2 separate regions of the Homo sapiens genome follow, and region 1 is linked to region 2. A link is a contact called in ENCODE Hi-C or POLR2A ChIA-PET data. All regions are on one chromosome and are shown on one strand. The core of a region is the stretch at or near the end of the contact, and the rest is flanking DNA. Distances in the headings are between cores, read along the strand shown.

Region 1 (3,355 bases), core at 90-2,589, 34 kb after region 2:
TTGCAAGTTTTCCAATATATACTAGTATTTGCTGAAATGAATCCCATATCTAAAATTCACTGCTTAAAGCTCCACATGAACATATCTTTGTAGTGTTTTTTCTGCCCACATAGCTTATGTAGGTAGAATAAATGTATGTATGTGGGTATGCCTACTTTACATATGATAATACATCATTTCTTTGGGCATCTGTCTGTAATTTTGGACATTCCTCTGCCTCAAGTTAAACTTTGCAATTCATTAGCTCTGTGACCTGTGAAAGACACTCTACCTCTCTGAATTTTATTTTAATAAATGGAACAATCATAGTTCATGTTCCATCAAGTGCTGTCAAATAATATATTAGATGAAGAAAACCACAAGTATAATTTTGGTTCTTATTGTTCTCGGAAGTGAGATTTTCAGAACTTGAGTTGCTAATGCGAGGCTTACGGGTCATATTTGGCTTCTAGATTTGTTTTCCTTGTAATGTTCTTTCCCCTGCTCCCAATATGACTTGCTTTCTGTAGGCAGGCATTCTCCACGTCTACATAGTCCAAGCTGCATCTGTTTCTCACACCTGGCCTCTCTTCATGCATGCAGGGGGCTGCTTGACCTACAGGAGGTATCTGCATTTCTAGCCTTTGGTTAGTCACATGAAGCCACTGTCTTGGAACCCATATCCACATGGTGGCAGACTCAAGGAAATGAGCCTTGTCCACCACACTGTCCACACCCATGTAAGCCTGTCTAAAGTGACATCAGCTTATTATCATTGCTGAGATAGGGACCTAAAACAGATGAGATTCTTGGGCTGTTCATTCTCTTCTACAGTGGCAGAACCTGGAATGAATGGATGGATAGATGAATGAATGTGAGAATGAATGAATGAATACATGAACTGAAGGAACAAGATAGGATAACACAGGCCTAAATATCTCTTAGTCCCAGAAGAAAAAACTTGAAGCAGCAAAAACCAAGTTCTTTTCCAGATTGGGAGCATAGGCCCATAAAAAATATCTAATACTCTTTGATGATATTATGAAAAAATAGAAAACCATGATTAGGCTTTGTTTTGTTTTGTGTTTTTTTTGGCCAAGATTCAGGAAATTGTCAGTCATAAACATTACCTAAAGTCTCTGAGAAAGCTGGGAAGGAGTTTCTCTCTACTTGAGCCACCCTTGTAATATACGTCTAAGAATTCCAAAGTATTCTAAGGAAAACGATGATATGGATTAAGTCTGAATGAATCAAACTGAAATGGCATATTCACTAAAGATTATAATGAACTTGAACTCCCTAAGAATGCTGGATGCTAAGTAGTACTTTCTGAGGCAGAGACGTTGTTCCTCTTTTTTGTTTGATTCAACGGAACCTGGCAATGATTCTTCATAAAACTGGTCTGATTCATCCTAGTTATTCATTTGCTCTGTGCTTTTGTGTGTACATGATTCATCTTCAGGCACATTTCATGCCTGAGAGCTTACTAGAACTATGGTTAAACTGGCACTATTTCACTCAAATTCTCTCCAGATGTAAAAACTTACACATCTGGAAGAACTATAAGCAAATATGTAAGAACTGGGACCCACACACAAAGTGACAAGTGACCCAGGTTTTGTCTCCCCAGAGTGATCCCAAGAAACTGGTCCCTGCCTCTACAAAGGATGTAGAGAATACTGGATAAAGCTTCTTGATGAAGAGGAATATAAATGCAGGGATAGAGGTGAACTCTTTAAAAGATACATATGCCAAATCTACCTTGGGGAATATTATAGACAGGCCCAGCTTTTTCTGTACAGACTTACAGCCTGAGCTGAAAGAGTTCATCATTGTTTCATGTTCCCAGAGCATTCCATGGTCTCTGCCATTCATACCTCCATCATCGCTCTCGAGATATCGTGTGATAGTGAGCAAGTAGCGATGCCCCTCTCTGATTCTGACTTCAATAAAGAATTGACTTCCCCACACCTGGGTGTAGTTTCTAGCATGTCATAGGCACTAAGTGGGTTTGTTGAATGAATCAGTAGGTTAATGAATAAATAAAGACATAGATAAATTAACACACTTAGGAAAAAATATCCGGAACGTAAATCAAGGTTTTCTAGGAAGACTTTCCCATAATGGAATGTCTATATCCTAGGTTGTGACCTTTGAAATTAATGGAAGAATTAGGGGAGAAAGGCTAAATACACTATCTCCCAGTTCTTTTCACATATTAGCACATTGTTCTAGTTTTACAGATGAGGAACCTGAGATCAAATTGGTCAAGTAACTTACTCAAAGTCTTTGGGTAGTAAATGGTAAAACTAGGATTTGAATGCGGACTTGCATGAATCCCAAGCTTGTGTTTTCCCTTCAATACTCCTTTTTTTCCATGACAATGTTTAAGCAGAGACTGAAACACAATCTAAGTAAGAGATGATGGAGAAGCAGTTCCTCCATAGGAAGGTCAGATTAGAGCAATAAGTTCTATGATTCTTTGAAGAAGAAAAATATTGCATATTAACCTGGGTTTCTGCAAACTTAATATATAACAAAAGACTACAATGGTACTTCTTAAAAAATGATGACTCATTTGCTAGAGAAAGCTTTCAAGTACAAATGGAAAGGATAATATTTAACATTTTCTGCTCAATGTCTATAAAATGCAGTTATTGATCTTTACTGCTAACGTTTTACTTCATGTTTCTAAGGCCAAAAGGTGTCCTTTGTGACCAACAGTAGAAAATAGCCTCCACCCTCCATTAAGGTCATTATTGCCCTTTCCATATGGAAAGCTGGCATCTGTGTTAAAATGCAATTATCTTTCACTTGCAGCAGAGTGCTCAGAAACAGTTAATTTTTTCCTTTTAAAGTTCAGCTTTATTACTTCCTGGAAGAATTCCAGATTTTAACAGATAAACCATCCAGAAATAGGCCGGGACTAAATGACTGGAGAGAACTCTACTTGCATCCACATATCCAAGGGCCTCCAGGAGTGGTCTGTGATGTAATTTCAGCTCGTAACAAGCTAGGTGAATGCTGAGGTTTGAGGGTAACAGAAAGTACTTCTCTACTGGCCTGTGACCAGAAATAGAGTCCTGGACCTCAGTGAGCCAGTGCCATTGTGAAATTTGAGGGAAGGTTGCTAAAACACTTTTGATTGCTCCCATGATTACATAAAAGGGAATAAGGTCAGTTATTTCATCAGAGTAGGAAGCAGCGATTCGAAAGCCAAATGTCCAAATGGGGTCTATGGAATTATTCTGCTTCCCTTTGCCACAGTGGCCCGTGCTGAATTTCATACTAAGGACAATAATTTGAAGACCAAGAGCTTATAGAGAACATTATTTGTTAAAAGCACTATGTCTGCTTCTGAAATTAGACTCTCTGG
Region 2 (3,346 bases), core at 206-2,705:
ATCATTTCATTTTCCCCAGTAGCCTTGTGAAGTAGCATGGCACAGTGTTAGGAAGCAGGGCTGCACATGTTAGGGGGCTCTGAGTTACTGTGCAGGTGGTGTGGTCAGTAAAAGAGGATCTTTCAGGACAAGAACCCACATCTTGGGATGATCACTTTGCATTGGAACTCCGGTAAGCTGCAGGCAGCTCAATCTCAGCAACTGAGTAGTTCCCAGAACTGTCCATATTCTCATGTGAAAAAGCTCATGGCTTTCATGAGGCTTCCAGGAAACACATGAGAATGAGAAAGATTAAAACAGTTAACAACAGTAAGAATATTAATTTTTTTAAAAATCATATATCTACAGAAAATGCATCTTCCAGATGGGCTTTGTCAACCAGTTGACCCTTTGGCCAACCAATAGCAGTAAATATTGTGTAATGTGGTCATGGTTTTTGCTTAACTGTTTTTCACTTTCTGTCCTGAATTTGTGGGGGAAAAATTAAAGAGCACTAAACGCATATGGAAGAGTGAAAGAATGTCAGGCAGGTAGTTTCACTGATGTTCCTTTAATTGGTTTTTAAATGATTAATGTGCACAGTGTGGGAGACAGAAAGACAGCACCCACTAGATGTCCTGAATGTTCTAATCCTGCCAATATGCCACCTTACCTGGTAAGTAGGACTTAGCAGATGTGATTAAGTTAAGGACCATGAAATGGGGAGATTATCCTGGATTTTCCAAATGAGCACAGTGTCATCACAAAAGTCCTTATAAGAGGAAGGCAGAGTCATAAGAGAAATGATACAGAAGCCGAGGTCAGAGTGATGGGATTGTTGGGAAGGCTCAAAAGCCAAGAAATGTGGGCAGCCTCTGGAAGCTGGAAAAGGAGATGAACTGGAACCTTCCCTAGAACCTCCTGAAGGTTCGTCACCCTGCTGCAAGCTCGATTTTAGCCCTGTGAGTCATTTCAGACTTCGTACCACCAAAACAGCAAGATAACAATTGCATACTGTTTTAAGCTGCTAAATGGTGATAATGTGTGAAAGCAGCCATAGAAAACGTCTACAAAAGCTGTGATATTGTGAATCTCAGGCATCCCATCAGCAGGCTGCACTAGTCAGACCTTCACTTTATGGTTAGAAATTAAATTTTTTCACTGAAACTTCTTTGTCTAAAGTTGTTTGTAACGTAAGCTAACATGTATATAGTAATTGACCATGAGCCCAATGACTTTCTATGTGTTAGAGCAGAATGGTGAAGCTTCAGGCTGTGGAGTCACATGGTCTGGTTTGATTTCTCTCACTTATTATGTGCCCTTGGTAAAGTTACTTGACTTCTCTGAGCCACAGTTTTCTCATCCATCAAATAGGGAGGTAATAATAGTGCCAACTTCTTGGAATTACTGTGGGGATTAAGGGAGATGATGTGTGCATGGAATTTAGCTTGAGGCTTGGCACACAGCAGGAGTCTTGGAAGTCTGCCAGGGCAAGGCTTGTTCCCTGTCATGTTTAGAGATGACGGGATCCAAGCTCCCTTAAGTTCAGGCATGTTATAAGCCATGGAATTGGCTCAGGCTCTAGTTCTCTGTTCTCTTCCTTATGACATGAAATGCTGCCATTCATTGGTAAAGCTATTTAACACAATCTCTTCACTAGTCAGTGAAATAAAAGAAAAAAAATTATTCACTGAAAAAGAAAAGAAGACAAGATATATCCCAGCACTAAAAGCATCTTTTTTTTAAATTTAAATTTTAATTTTTTTAGTTGAGATGGAGTCTTGCTCTGTTGCCAGGATGGAGTGCAGTGAGTGGCATGATCTCAGCTTACCACAATCTCCGACTCCCTGGTTCAAGCGAGTCTCCTGCCTCAGCCTCCCGAGTAGCTGGGATTACAGGCACGTGCCACCACGCCCAGCTAATTTTTGTATTTTTAGTAGAGACGGGGTTTCACCATGTTGGCCAGGATGGTCTTGATCTCCTGACCTTGTGATCCGCCTGCCTTGGCCTCCCAAAGTGCTGGGATTACAGGCGTGAGCCACTATACCCGGCCAGCATTCCATTTTTTTTAAAAGGTCACTCCTGTCCTGAAATACATGAATTTGCAACGTACTCCTGGAACAACTGCCAATTAATATAGTTTAGAAATATTGGTAAGTACATACCTGCCAAGGCATGTCCTTAGTCTGATGAGGTCTAGAGAGAGTGTTTTTCACTGCACGGTTATCTGAACATTTACCCACCTTTCTTAGGAACCGCTGGGGGCAGTGGAGGGCTAGCTCTTACCTCATCTGAGAAATCCGGATTCTGAGAGTGGTGCAGAACTGCTGTGTAGGCGGCTGAGGTGAAGAGGGGCCCTCCAGGTTTTCCATAAATACACTGTTTGAAAAGTTATGAGTTGAACAATTATGAGTGTCTGAAATTATCCCTGGGTGAAAAAAAAGTCCATAACTCTTCAGTACCAACCCTGGGACAATGGCAAACTTTGTGATAACTTGCCAGGCTAAGCTGGCATCTAATTAACCTTGAACTTCTTTGGCCTACTACCCTGCATTTATTATACAATGAAAGCTGCTGAAGATAATTTGATGGCTTTCATTCATCATATAGTTAATACGCCAGGGCCAAATACCTGTGGGACAGGAATAATACAGGGTGGCCACAGGAGAACAGAAAATTCCAGGCAGAGGTTTCACATGCCTAGCAAAAAGGATACTGTTGAAATAGCTGCAAAAGTCAGTGGCCAATAAGACCCTAAAAAATGAGATGCGGGCCAAGCTGGTTAAGACCAACTGTACCCAGCATGGTGCTGGATTTGACCTAGGTTTCTCCTAGGACCTCATTATATGCTCATTGACATACTAAATCACACTCCCCCCAGTACCTGGGCAGTTCTAAAGTTTCTTTAGAAATCTTCATGAATATAAAGAAACCCATAAAGGTAGAAGCCCTAAACCTTTTTGCAGATGACTATCTCTCTTGAGTACACCCACACTCTTCTTTCCTGAGTGTGTTCTTTTTGCTTTGCAGTAAATCTCTGTACTTTCACTATTTTCTGAGTCATCCTTGAAATCCTTCTCATGACAGTGTCAAGAGCCTATTCACCGGCTGGGGCTGGGATCCCAAATACACTGTTGAAGAAGTTATGAATTGAACAATTATGAGGGTCTGAAATTATCCCTGAGTGAAAATAAAAGGCCATAACTCTTCAGTTACCAACCCCAGGAAAATAACAATGACTCAGACAATGACCTGGGACAACGGTCAGTGTTTGCGGACCTCCCCTAGCCTATGGGTATCACCTGGACCAATCTGACTCTTGATTTACATGGAATAAGGGCTAACTTGTTTAAGACTGATTCCTTTA

Evidence for each region. A loop is a pair of places that touch in the nucleus more often than their neighbours do. ChIA-PET counts read pairs that join two places held with the same protein, here RNA polymerase II (POLR2A). Pooled maps may share reads with other maps.
Region 1: POLR2A ChIA-PET joins it to region 2 with 24 read pairs in MCF 10A. The contact joins two enhancer-like sites. A Hi-C loop is called at or near these places in 4 of 168 maps with a recorded cell type or tissue (CD8-positive, alpha-beta T cell, endothelial cell of hepatic sinusoid, endothelial cell of umbilical vein and 1 more) and 1 of 50 pooled maps. POLR2A ChIA-PET finds 5 or more read pairs at or near these places in 3 of 52 experiments (GM10248, MCF 10A and OCI-LY7).

Annotation. Positions count from the first base shown.
Region 1 is chr2:224,881,357-224,884,711 of GRCh38, forward strand. The region is part of intron 7 of DOCK10 (dedicator of cytokinesis 10); the gene reads right to left. Among named protein-coding and RNA genes, the nearest start is that of MIR4439, 130 kb to the right of the region's middle. Within about 2 kb of position 1,340, at least 4 of the 41 ENCODE cell types and tissues checked have a DNase peak (open chromatin) inside an H3K27ac peak, as active enhancers do.
Region 2 is chr2:224,847,242-224,850,587 of GRCh38, forward strand. DOCK10 (dedicator of cytokinesis 10) reads right to left here. Exons shown (of 56, transcript NM_014689.3): 19 at 2,266-2,358. Among named protein-coding and RNA genes, the nearest start is that of CCDC195, 130 kb to the left of the region's middle. Within about 2 kb of position 1,456, at least 3 of the 41 ENCODE cell types and tissues checked have a DNase peak (open chromatin) inside an H3K27ac peak, as active enhancers do.